Linked DNA regions of Homo sapiens: region 1 is linked to region 2. A link is a contact called in ENCODE POLR2A ChIA-PET data. All regions are on one chromosome and are shown on one strand. Each heading gives the region's core, a stretch centred on a gene start or an enhancer-like site at or near the end of the contact. The rest is flanking DNA. Distances are from core to core; before and after follow the strand shown.

Region 1 (6,479 bases), core at 3,667-6,166, 120 kb after region 2:
CAGCACCCAGCATGAGTGTCTACCCTGTACCAGGCACTTGTAGAATCTTGTTTAGATATTTTGTTCTCCCCTGGAGATGGAAAAACACTCAATCTTCCCAAGTGTTAGACTGATTGCTGATGGGTCTTATTTTTCTCTCTGAGTTCTTTTAAGAGTCCTGGAAATGTGGACTGAGAACAGCTGTCGCATGTCAGTTCCGAAGTAGCCGCTTTTATCAGAAACGGTTTAGAGAGAGATTCCTAGTTGCACCTCCCGCCAAGGGCAGTGACCCCACTTTTCTCTCCCCTTGCAGGCCCCTATCCGACCTCAATGGGAGGCGTGGGAGAGTTATGGGGAGTACATCCCACCGGCACAGCTGTCATGTCAGCCCTGTCTGGCTGCCGGAGTTCGACTGGTCAGGCGAGATGGGCACAGGCACGGCTCTGCTAAAGGCCTTGGCTGAGCCCAGCTTGGGGCAGAGCAAGCCACTGAGAATGGCTTTGCCAGAAGACTCCGTCATCAGGCTTGGGTGTCCACAGCCTTGGAGTGCTGAACAGCTGGAACATCCTGAGGCATGTGGCGGGTCAGTTGGGACAAAGCCATTGAGCTGCTAAACCAAACCGGTGCTGCTGGATTGGGACGGAGACAGCAGTGAGGAACATGAGCTCCAGTGTCAGAGGGACCTGGTTTTCATCCAGGCTCTATTCCTTACTGGTTGTGACTTTGAGCAAGTGATTAGATTTCCCTGAACCTCAGTTTCCTTATCTGCAAAATGGGAACTGGAGTGTTGCAAGGATTGAGTGAAGATCTGCATGGGGAGGGCTGCGTAGGGTCTGGCCTGCAGCAAGTGCTCATGCAGCATCTGCTTTCCCGTCTTCCTCTTCATCCTCACAGCCGTTCATCATCGTGGTTGTCATCAACCGTCCCGTGCGGTGCAGAGCTTTGCTTCTTGGTTCTGCCTGCTTGGTGGTTGCCAGGTCCCGCCAGCTTAAGTTTATCTGTTCGTTCATTCATTCATTTATCTGTTAAGCCCCTCTTCCTTCTTCCAGGCCAGGGAGCCAGGGTGCTGCCAGGTGGTGGGGAGCGGCTTTCAGAAGTGGCTCTTGGCAGCGCAGGCTGGGCTACATTTATGGCCTTTATGTAACCCCTTTGCCCTGAGCCCCATTCCTGCCCCTCAGATCTTTATTTACTGACTCTCGGCAGACTTAGAGGTCCTGAAAGGCACCCCCCAACGCCCTCATCTCATTCATCCTTCTGCCTCCAGGCAGGAGGGTCCTCAGCCATGGCAGACATGTGGGGTGATAGCCAATCCCAGCCATGAGCCCCTATTCAGCTTTCACCCTGGGCAAGATCCTGTGGAGGGTCCCAGTGTGGGGCTGGGGGAGGGATGTGGGATCAGCTGAGATCCTTAGGAAGCTGTCTCTAGTTGGGAAGACAGCAGAAAGCCAACACGTGACACTGGGTGACAGCCCTGTGCAAGTGTGCAAGGCGGGTGGCTGCCAAGGTCCATCTTCAGTACTAAGAGCCCAAGGGCGGGGTGGGGAAGGGGGACAGAGACATCTGTGTGGCAGGGAAGGTGCCAAGTGAACAGATGAGAGAGAGAGAGAGAGAGAGAACACTTTTGGGTCAGCAGGTTCAGCGTTATCCAACCAGCAAACATTTCCTGGATGCTTACTGTGGGCCAGGCACCAGGCTATGTGCTTTGCAGACACACACTCGTCCAATCACTACAAAGCCCTGTGGGGCAGGTGCTGCCTTCCCCACCCCTATTTTAGGGATGACGATGCAGAGACTCAGAGAGGTTGGTAAGTTGCTCACAGGCACAGATCTCTGAAGGAAGTGGAGCCTGGATTCACACCTGGGCCTGAGTCGAGGCCATGCTGGCTGTGGATTTCCTCCATATTGGCCATGGCTTCCCCGTGGACGTGGAACAATATGGGCATGTTTGGGAGAGGAGGTGTATTCTGCTTTGGTGGGCTCTATGCAGAGGTCATGAGGCAGAAGGTCAGGGGAGGCTGGGTTGGGCCCGGGACACCAGCCATGCCTCCTGTCTGAAAGGTGAGGTCCTTGCCCCGCAGATAGTAGGGATCCATTGAATGTTCATCTCTGATAGCCGCTGTCTGCAGTCATCCTCAGGGAGAGAGCAGAGAGCAAAGGGAAGCCATGGACAGAGCAGGCGGGCTTCCAGGCTATATGAGATGCAGTTCCTCCTTCTCCAAATTCTTATTAACCCACTGTGTACGGCGTTTCTCAAGTATCCAGCCCAGGACTTGGGATGTACCATAAACAGCCTCCACTTCTGATGACGGTAGCGCTAAGGCTCAGGTAATGCCACAGGAGGCAGGAGCGGCTGGAGCTTCTCTCTCCTGCAGTGTCAGGCCAGAGCAGGTTTTTCTTTTTTCTTTTTCTTTTTTTTTTGGCGGGGGGTAACAGATCCTTTTTTATTTTTTATTTTTTTGGCCTATGCAGCAGTTATTTTATTTTATTTTTTTTCAGTATTTTTATTTTATATTTATTTTTGATTATACTTTAAGTTCTAGGGTACATGTGCACAACGTGTGGGTTTGTTACATACGTATACATGTGCCATGTTGGTGTGCTGCACCCATTAACTCGTCATTTACATTAGGTATATCTCCTAATGCTATCCCTCCCCGCTTCCCCCACCCCACGACAGGTCCTGGTGTGTGATGTTCCCCATCCTGTGTCCAAGTGATCTCATTGTTCAATTCCCACCTATGAGTGAGAACATGCGGTGTTTGGTTTTCTGTCCTTGCGATAGTTCAGAGTAGGTTTTTCTTTGTGACGCCCGGTCGCAGGATGTCTTTCAGCACCACCTGTCAGAGCTCTCCAAGCCGGCAGCTGTTCCCGCTGCCCACCTGTCCCTTCCCTGCTCTTTTTGGGGATGGTTTCTCGCTCCCCTGCTGTCTGTCCTCTCTTTCCCCTCCCCCTGCAGGGCCTTTTGGAAGGTGGCAGATGGGCATGAATGTCACACTGGCTGTCTCTTTGCCTGTGCTGTGCGTGGGGCCGTCTAGCCCGAGAGATCAGCTCAGGCATATTCCAGGTGCGGCTTATGTTGGTGAGAAGTTCTCATAACCTGAGCTGATGGGGGTCAGAATGTGCGTGTGGGGTGCAGAGGGAGCTTCCCACCCCTGGCAGTCCCCTGCCCTCCTCCCTTGGCCAGCCAGCCACAAGACCCACCCTTCCTTCCTTCCTTCCTTCCTTCCTTCCTTCCTTCCTTCCTTCCTTCCTTCCTTCCTTCCTTTTCCTCCCTCCCTCCCTCCCTCGCTCCTTCCTTTCTTTTTCTTTTTTTCTGAGATGGAATCTCGCTCTGTCTCCCAGGCTGGAGTGCAGTGGCGCCATCTCGGCTCACTGCAACCTCCACCTCCTGGGTTCAAGCAATTCTCCTGCCTCAGCCTCCCGAGTAGCTGAGACTACAGGCGCCCACAACCACGCCTGGCTACTTTTTTGTATTTTTAGTAGAGACGGGATTTCACCGTGTTAGCCAGGATGGTCTCGATCTCCTGACCTCATGATCCGCCCGCCTCGGCCTCCCAAAGTGCTGGGATTACAGGCGTGAGCCACCGCGCCCGGCCACAGACTCACTTTCTTGGGGTTTGGCAGGTCAGCAGGTTTTGTGCTCATTTGGCTTTAGCATGAGAGGAGTGGTTCCCAGCCCCGCAATCCAGCTGCAGTGTTAACTTCCCACTCATCTGTTACCTGGATCCCTGTTTCCCACAGGGGCTTCCTAGCCTCACCGGGTAGAAACTTCAGAATTCGCCCATGGGTTGGATCTGTCCCCTCTTCTCCATCCTTGGTACTTGTCTTCCTGCATGGACTGGTGCAGTAGCCTCTTCTTTGGTCCTCTGTTTCTAGCTGGTATCTTTTTTCTTCCTTCCCATTTATTATGACTTTCTTGCTTGCTGTTCTTAACACTCAGAAGATTCTTGACTTCTCTGAAGTCGTGAAACTTGACACTCCTAGCAGATATCAAGGGTCTGTCCACTGCCTATGGTTCCTTCACCATATACTTCCCCTCCACCCCACCCTGCCAGCAGACTTCAGGCCCTTGGGGAAACCCAGCAGCAGCATGGTGGGTAATAGCGTGTTTTCCAAGTTATGGTGTCAAATCTCTGCTCTTCTATTTAGGAGCTGTTTGACTTTTTTTTTTTTTTTAAACCTCTCTGAACTGCATAAACAGAAAAAAACAGATTTTCTTCTTGCTTCTAGGTCTTTGGTACAGCTGCATCCTCTGTCCTCTCCACCTGGCCAAGCTTTACCTCCAATGTCAGTGGATCCCTGTCCCAAATAACCACCCACCCCCTCCCCCAAGGCCCTAGAGCATTCCACATGTGTCCCCACCAAACATTCCCAAGGAACCCTTGCCATGGGGAGCAGGACTAGGCTTCAGGTGTCTGTTTTCCTAGAAGGTGCGTGTGCCTCCTCCACCTTTGTAAGCCTAACCCCTGTTACAATGCCTGGGCTCTGCGGGAGCCCAGAAGTGTGTACAAAACCAGTGAGCAAGCAAGGGAATCAGTGAGGAAGGGGAAGGAGGAATGAATGATGAGGCAGCATCGCCGCAGCGGGGCCGAGGAGAGGTCCCCCGGAGCATGCCCGTGCAGCCCTAGGGGTAGCTCCTCCCTGGAGCAGGTATAGCTCACCCCCTAGCCTGGCAGCCCTGTCTTCACACCTCCACAGTCTACAGGGTTTCGGCATTTGCTTCAGTTATTTACTGACCATGATCTCCTAGGTCAGATTTATCATTTACTGGGTCAGGAAAGAAAAAGCCCCATGGGGCCAGGTTTATAGAGATTAAATCCACTCATGCCGAAGCTGGCTTCCTGCTTGGGGGATGCTGCAGTGATGCCTCAGGCCTGTTCCTGGAGCCCGTCAGTGCCGGCTGCTCTGGGAGTGGCCTGAGGTCTCTCTGGGACATGTGGGCTGGAGCTGCAAGCTGGGTGCCTTCTGCCAGCTGCACGTGCCACCTGGCTGGCCATCAGAATGCCATCAGAGAGGGCTGGCTGGCTGGCTCCTGGGCCTCCCAGGAAGACCATACAGGGACTGGAGTCCTCCCTGCTCACCGGGTCCCCCAGGCTCCGGCAGAGGCAACGGGAGGAACCAGTTGATCAGAAAGCTGAGCAGATTGAGCTGGCCTTTCTTGTTAGTTTCCTCCAACAGTGGTCCCCTCTGAGGGCAGAGCTGGACAGGCCTCCTCTCGGGCCCGTGTGGAGGGTATTGCATAGAATCTTTCTCCTAGGAACTGACGGAAGTAAGTCTTACGGAGATTAGACTGATTTGCTGTGTTTTGAGTTCATTTTCTCCACCCAGGCATCAAGATATGGTTACGATTTCTGGGAACCATTTCCTTAGACTGCTCAGTCCTGAGGGCTGAGGTGTGGCCGGCACCTGGTTTATCTGAGAGGGCCTGGGCTCATGCACTCTGTTGCCTCTCGGCCTTCCACAAGAGTCTGCAGGGATTCTCTCTTATTGATGGGACACAGATTGTCCTCAGCCAGGCCTTCATGAAACACCACAGTATTTCATGTATGTGTGTGTGTGCAGTGTGTGTGTGTGCACATGCAAGTTTGTATGTGTCCGTGTATGTTTGCAAGTGTGCATGTGTGTGTATACATGCAAGTTTGTATGTGTCCGTATATTTGTGAGTGTGCATGTGTGTGCGTGTGTGTACATGCAAGTTTGTGCCCATGTGTGTTTGCGAGTGTGCATGTGTGTGCGTGTGTATACATGCAAGTTTGTATGTGTCCGTGCATGTTTGCAAGTATGTGCGTGTTTGTGTGTGCATGCACGTGCACGTGTGTGTGTGCACGCCCATCACCAGACTGTAAGTATCCTGAAGGCAAGGTGTTGGCTGTCTTAGGTCCCTTCCACCTCAACAGATATCAAGGGAAATGACTCTGACCTGGAGACAAGGCCGGGACGGCAATGGGGTGTTGTGGAGAGTGTCCCAGGCTGGAACCAGATGGCCTGAATTCTACCACAGTCCCCACTTACCAGCCCTGGGCCTTAAGCCAGGCCTGGTTCCCGGCCCCCGCACATCGTGCATGAGAAGCATGGCCCTTGCTGGACCAGTAGGCGTGTCTGCCTTGCTTCAGATAGTCATCTCTGAATTAAGGAAGAGCTCTCCTGGGACCTGAGTCTTCCCTGGGGGGCAGGGACAGCTTGGTAGGCAGAGAAGGGAGCCTCACCTGCCATGGTTGCAGTGGGGTGAATGCCGAGGCTGCCACCACTTGTCCCTTTCTCCTCCAGTGACCACCCCCCAACCTTTCCTTCTCCACAAAGGAGGGGCAGAGTGACCTCCCATAAGTGGGCTTCTCTCATCCGCCATTGTTGTTCTAGCCCTTCTGTCTCCCTCAAGGACAGGGCCGTGTCTCAGTCGCCAGTGCCCCAGTGTGTAGCACAGTGGCTGCACACCGTAGGTGCTTGCTATGTGTGTTGGCTTAATGAGGAGTCCAGGGGCCTGGCTTTGAGTTTCTTTCTAC
Region 2 (6,940 bases), core at 35-2,534:
CCCAGTGTACACACTGTTCCGCAGCTGTTTTCAGTCCACAATATGCTGCAGAGCCTTTCCATATCTGTGTTTATAGTTTCCCATGAAATGGATGGGTGTCAGGAAAAATTGTGAAAGACTTTGGAAGCTGAATGCTGTTTCAATGGAATGCTGGGTATGTTCTAGCAGACTCTTAGGGGTTATCCAGTTCTAAAGGGGTCTGTGTTTTTCATTGTCTTTGACTAGTTTTATAATATATTTAACCAAGCCCCTAGAATGAGCCATTTAAATTCTCTAATTTTTAAAGATAATATAAAGGAATATCCTACCCATGATATATTCATCTTTATGCACTTATTTTAAAGACTTCTGTTTTTTTCCTGTGGGAGTATCTGCCTAATAACATCCCCTTTCCTCTTTGGGAAGAATCATAATAATTTGTGAAATAGGCTTCAGTGACCCTAGGGATGTACAATGTAGATTTTCTTATGAGAAAGGAGCATGATACATGTGACATGACATTTCTGAGACCTTTGGGACTTAACATCCCTCACCTCTGAGTAATGAGTCATCTTTTCTATGGTATTCAAAGTTTGAATTAGGGAAATTAAGGTTGAGTTCAGTCAAAGACTTTAGTTGTAGATGACTTTTCAGTTGCCCTTGGATTTTGCATGTGTAAATCAGGCAGGGGGTACACTCAGAAAACAAGCCCACAGCTTCGTAAGGTGTCTTGGATCTCTCACTGTGGATCATCAGCACAACCCTGTGGGCCTGGGAATTGTTTTTGCTGTTGCTGTTAGTATTATTCTAGTTTGAGAAAGAAGGAAAACAAGCTCAGAGAGGTGAAGTGGTTTTCCAAGATCACATACCAAGGAGCCACTTCCCCTTGTTTCCTGTGGTGCCAATCCATTGCTTCGTTTTTCGTGTTTGAGAGCTTTTGCGTTTCATTGTACATTGTACAATTCTAGGGAGCCATTGTTCCCATCCTAAAGCTGGTAGATGTGTAAATGTATCAGGTCGGGGGGCAGAAAGTGTCTTGAGGAAGGGACGCCCCTTCCTAATCCCCTCCAAGTGCTGCCTGTGCTGGTGTCAGTCCTCCTGAGGTCATTTGCCCTGTCTTTGATCTGGCACAGTATCCTCCTCTGTGGAATTCTGTAGCTCTTCCTCTGGTAACTGCTTTCACTAAAGGTTTGCATGGAATTTACCTAGACAAGGGCCCTACGGTTCCCACCTGAGAATAGAAAACGCCCATTAAAAACAGCACCACACAAAACAAATCAGTGGCCCCTCCTCCTGCTCTGCCTCCCTCCGAGATAAGCTTGGCATGAGGGCATAGTCCAGAGCCCCACGGCCTTCAGTAATTTTGTTAACAATTGGAGGAGAATGGCATTTTCTTCTGGGAAACATTTGCAGATGTGTGAGCTAGCTCTACATGGGGAAGGGCTGCCCCTTCACTGCGTGCTGAGGCTACGGGCTCCGTGTCCTGTCAGAGTGTGGGAGGGAGCTCCTCACACTGAAGCCAGCTCCTTCCTTCCGCAAAGAAGGGATCTGAGGGCCAAAAGGGGCCCGCATGGGTGGCCGTGCAGGAGCAGAAAGAGGCTCCAAAGCAGGATGGGTCCCCTGGCCTGGATTTTCCTCCAGGGCAGCTCTGCAACTCTAACACCCATCCCCAGGCTGTGTGTTTCCTAGGGATACGTAATAAAGTGCCACCAACTGGGTGGTTTAGAACAACAGACATCTATTGTCGCACAGTTCTGGAGGCCAGACGTTTGAAATCAAGGTGTGTGCAGGGCCGTGCTCCCTCTGAAGGTACCCGGGGAAGACCCGTTCCAGGCCTCTCTCCTTGGCTTGTTGGTGGCTGTCTTCTCCCTGTGCGTCTTCCTCTTGTGCATCTGTCCCTGTGTCCAGAGTTATCCTTTGTATAAGGACACCAGTGCTATTGGATCATGGCCCACTTGAATGACCTCATGTTAACTTGATTACCTCCATAAAGATCCTATTTCCAAATAAAGTCACATTCTGAGGTACCGGGGGTTAGGACTTCAACATAATCTTCTTTGGAGGACGCAGTGAACCCTGGAACACAGGCCCTGCCTGTACTGAAGCAGCAGCTTTTGGGGATAGCCTGTATTTTTAAAACAGGAGGTTCTGAGGATGAACCAGGCGTGGGAACTGCTGCTCTATAGAACCCTGGAGCTGGTGGGTTTTCTGAGTGCCTTCTGAGATTATCTTGGACATCCAGACTACTCTGACCGGGTCCCCAAATAGGACTCTGCAGGTTCCCTGGCAGTTGGTTTCTGTCTTCTGCTCAAATATTTCTAGAGACGGGGAGCTCATACCTTCTTCTAAGCAGCCTATCCGATTTTAAACCACTGGATTAAAAATATCTATAATAATATATATATATTATATATATCTATATATATTAGATAGGCTTCTTGCCTCACCCACTAAATTGTAGACTTCCTGAGGGCTGACACCAGGGCTTTTTCTTTGTATCTTACTGGAACTAACGAGATGCTAAAAGTAAACCCAAGTCGGCCTGTGGAGACCTGGTATGTCTGGTGCCATGTTAACCCATTAGGTCCTGGTTCTGCTCTTTGGAGGTATCCAGGATAAATGCACCACTCTTTGCCTGAGGGGGCCCTTCTAATATTAGAAGACAACTATGATACCCACTGTAGAACTAAAAGCAGAACCCCAAGTCCGGCACGGTGGCACTCACCTGTAGTCCCAGCTACTCCCAAGCCAGGAAGATCACTTGAGCCAGGAGTTCTGGGCTGCAGTGTGCTATGCACTGCACTCCAGTGAATAGCCACTGCACTCCAATCTGGGCAACAGAGTGAGACCCTGTCTCTTAAAAAACAAACAAACAAACAAACATAGCCAGAACCCTGCCCTCCAGATTCCCAGACTGGGCTCTCATTGTGCATTGCAGCCAAGTAACAGACATAACCAACCTTAGGATAGGATTTATTAGCAGGTGGGAATGATGTTGTTGCTAACATCTGGCAAAGCTCAAGGCTTCATAACTTGCCAGAAGTGAGATCCAGTCACCCACTATTTATTTATTAATTTATTATTTATTTATTTATTTATTTATTTATTTATTTATTGAGACGGAGTGTTGCTCTGTCGCCCAGGCTGGAGTGCAATGGCACGATCTCGGCTCACTGCAACCTTCTGCCTCCCAGGTTCAAGCGGTTCTCTTGCCTCAGCGCCCCGAGTAGCTGGGATTACAGGCGCCCGCCACCATGCCCGGCTAACTTTTGCATTTTTTTTTAGTAGAGATGGGGTTTCACCATGTTGGTCAGGCTGGTCTCGAACTTCTGACCTCAGGTTATCCAACTGCCTTGGCCTTACAAAGTGCTAGGATTACAGGCGTGAGCCACTGCGCCCAGCCTAGTCACCCACTTTTTAATTTTCGAGGTAATATGGTATCTTCTCCTGCTGTGCATTGAGGCAAGATGTTTCCATTCCATTGAAAGCTTGATCAAGGTTCTATGAGAAGTTCAAAGGGAAAAGGAGAGTGTGCCACTCATGTGCTGTGTGGCTCCTCTCCAAGCAAAACCATCCTCAGCTGCATAAATGTGCAGCTTGGCCAGGTGATCCTGGAGTCTCTTCTCACCCTTCAAATCTTGAGAATTTGCAGGTGCATTTTCCACTGATAATTCAACTGTGGGTACTTCAGAATAAAATTTGATGTTAATTTGAAGAGCAGGCATTACACATTAAAACAAAAATTACCCCAAGGGAAGAATGAGAGCCAAGAGGGGTTACATTTGTAGTAGAAATAAACAGGAAAAAAACCCGCCACTGCTAATTGAACTGATTCTCGCAATCCAAGAAAGGCAAATGCATGATTCTAATGTTTTCTTTAGTAGATTACAGAAAGGAAGATTAAATCAAAAGTCAAAAATAAACAGTTTGATTATCCTACACTGTATTATCTTAATAAACTGTCTTCCTGGAAAGTTTAAAAATACACAGTACTTCATCTGGCCAAAGAAAACAGTAAGTAAATATTGTTGAGAAAATGTAAGAATTTTCCATCTAGATGTGAGGGGTGGAAATATTGCCATGTGGACTTCAAGACATCCCACAAGGAGTGAGAGAGTGATAGGTATTACCTACCTTTTAAGGCTTGTTGTCGGGGACACTGTTGTCACATACGGGGGAAGAGGTTGGGAGGGGAATGGGCCCTATCAAGCACTCTTCTGGGCTCCTGGCAAAACCTCACCCAGTTCTGCATTCTCCTGCAAGGTTTGTCTAGATACTAGCTGTATCCTGACTGGTGATGCTCAGATTTCATAGTTTAGGGTGATGTGGAGAGGACTGCTGATTTTCTTCTCTCTCTCTCTTTTTTTTTTTTTTTTTTGAGATAGAGTCTCGCTCTGTCACCCAGGCTGGAGTGCAATGGCGCGATCTTGGCTCACTGCAACCTCCTCCTCCTGGGTTCAAGCAATTCTCCTGTCTCAGCCTCCTGAGTAGCTGGGACTACAGGCATGCACCACTGTGCCCGGCTAATTTTTGTATTTTTTTTTCTTTTTTTTTTTGAGATGGAGTCTCGCTCTGTCACCCAGGCTGGTGTGCAGTGGCATGATCTTGGCTCACTGCAAGCTCCGCCTCCCGGGTTCACGCCATTCTCCTGCTTCAGCCTCCCGTGTAGCTGGGACTACAGGTGCCCGCCACCATGCCTTGCTAATTTTTGTATTTTTAGTAGAGATGGTGTTTCACCATGTTGGCCAGGATGGTCTCGATCTCCCGACCTCATGATCCACCCGCTTCAGCCTCCCAAAGTGCTGGGATTACAGGCATGAGCCAGCACCCGGCTAATTTTTGTATTTTTAATAGAGACGAGGTTTCATCATATTGGCCAGTCTGGGCTCGAACTCCTGACCTTGTGATCTGCCCGTCTCGGCTCCCCAAAGAGCTGGGATTACAGGTGTGAGCCACTGTGCCTGGCATCTTCTTCTTTTTCTTTTTTTTTTTTTTAATTTTAATTTTTTTTTTTTTTTTGAGATGAAGCCTAACTCTGTCACCCAGGCTGGAGTGCAGTGGAGCAATCTCGGCCCACTGCAACCTTTGCCTCCCAGGTTCAAGCGTGCTGATTCTCTTCTGCTTAATTTTTCTACAGTTGGAAGTAGCAAAAGGTGGAGACTAGTGATGTGAGTTCTGTCCTAGCTTTGTTGCTAACCTGCCAGAGACCAAGGCTGGTAACTTTGTGTCTCTGTATCTTTTTTTTTTTTTTTTTGAGACACAGTCTCACGCTTGCCCAGGCTGGAGTACAGTGGTGCGATCTCGGCTCACTGCAATCTCTGCCTCCTGGGTTCAAGAGATTCCCTTGTCTCTGCCACCTGAGTAGCTAGGATTACAGGCGCCTGCTACCATGCCCGGCTTTTTTTTTTCTTTTTCTTTTTTTTGTATTTTTAGTAGAGATGGGGTTTCACCATGTTGGTCAGGTTGGTCTCAAACTCCTGACCTCAAATGACCCATCTGCCTCAGCCTCCCAAAGTGCTGGGATTACAGGTATGAACCACTGTACCTGGCCTGTATCTTTTCTTTTGAGATGGTGTCTTGCTTTGTTGCCCAGGCTGGAGTGCAGTGGCGTGATCTTGGCTCACTGCCACCTTGGCCTCCTGGGCTCAAGTGGTTTTCCTGCCTCCGCCTCCCAAGTAGCTGGGATTATATGCGCCCGCCAGCACATCTGACTAATTTTTGTATTTTTAGTAAAGACGTTTCACTGTGTTGGCTAGGCTGGTCTCTAACTCCCAGTCTCAGGTGATCCGCCCTCCTTGGCCTCTCAAAGTGCTAAGATTACAGGTATGAGCCACCACTACTGGCCTGCCTCTCTGTATCTTTATCATCACATAGGAATAATGCCCTATTGATCACAGAGACCAAATAAAAAATGTAAATAAGATGGGGAGTCCAGATGCAAACCCTAGTATATGTAAAATTTTAGTATATAATAGGCTGGGCACGGTGGCTCATGCCTATAATCCCAGCACTTTGGGAAGCCGAGGTGGGTGGATTGCTTGAGCCCAGGAGTTTGAGACCAGCCTGGGCAATATGGCGAAACTCCATCTCTACTAAAAATACAAAAATTAGCCGGGCATGGTGGCGCATGCCTGTAAACTCAGCTACTAGGGAGGAGGTTGAGGCAAGAGAATCGCTTGAACCCGGGAGGCAGAGATTTGCAGTGAGCTGAGATCGTGGCACTGCACTCCAGCCTGGGTGACAGAACAAGACTTGATCTCAAACAACAACAACAGCAGCAACAAACAAACAAACATGGTAGCCTTGTTACAGCCAGGAAGGATGGAGATAGTAAATGGGGAGGTAGTTTCTAAGGAAAAAAGCAAGTCCTGGTTAGACAGGTAGTATGTAGGGATCCACTACACATGAAAAGATGCTCGATCTCACTAGAAATCTAAGATATATAGAATCTTAGTTTGGCAATAATTTAAAACATTGATAAAGGCTTATTTAAAAAGTGTGGGTGAATAGGTTCTTTCAAACATTACGATCTTGTTGCTGACTAGAGTGTAAATTGGTAAGTCTTTGTCTCAAGAACATTTTGGTAATATAGACATCAAAAGCCTTAAAATTGGGTAACCCTTGACCTTGAAGTTCCACGTCTAAGATTTTATCTTAAGGAAAAATTAGCGTACCAATGACGTGCAGGAAGTTGTTCAGTAGATGATGTTTATAATAGAGGTTAATTGGAAACAGTTCCAATGACCATCTGTAAAGGATCGATATAATAAATCCTGGCATATTCAAATAGTAGACTCATACATAGCTATTAAGAATTATGGAGATCCAGACTGGGCAGCATGGTGAAACCCCATCTCTACAAAAAACAAAAACAAAAAACTAAAATTAGCTGGGCATGGTGGTGTGCGCCTGAAGTCCCAGCTACTGTGGAGGCTGAGGTGGGATGATCACTTGAGCCTGG

Evidence for each region. ChIA-PET counts read pairs that join two places held with the same protein, here RNA polymerase II (POLR2A).
Region 1: POLR2A ChIA-PET joins it to region 2 with 16 read pairs in activated CD4-positive, alpha-beta T cell. The contact joins two enhancer-like sites. POLR2A ChIA-PET finds 5 or more read pairs at or near these places in 3 of 52 experiments (activated B cell, activated CD4-positive, alpha-beta T cell and common myeloid progenitor, CD34-positive).

What each region holds. Positions count from the first base shown.
Region 1 is chr10:119,341,693-119,348,171 of GRCh38, forward strand. The region is part of intron 2 of GRK5 (G protein-coupled receptor kinase 5); the gene reads left to right. Among named protein-coding and RNA genes, the nearest start is that of GRK5-AS1, 5.6 kb to the left of the region's middle. RefSeq lists an enhancer at 1-194. Within about 2 kb of position 4,917, at least 4 of the 41 ENCODE cell types and tissues checked have a DNase peak (open chromatin) inside an H3K27ac peak, as active enhancers do.
Region 2 is chr10:119,221,332-119,228,271 of GRCh38, forward strand. The region is part of intron 1 of GRK5 (G protein-coupled receptor kinase 5); the gene reads left to right. Among named protein-coding and RNA genes, the nearest start is that of GRK5-IT1, 16 kb to the left of the region's middle. RefSeq lists an enhancer at 1,042-1,553. Within about 2 kb of position 1,285, at least 8 of the 41 ENCODE cell types and tissues checked have a DNase peak (open chromatin) inside an H3K27ac peak, as active enhancers do.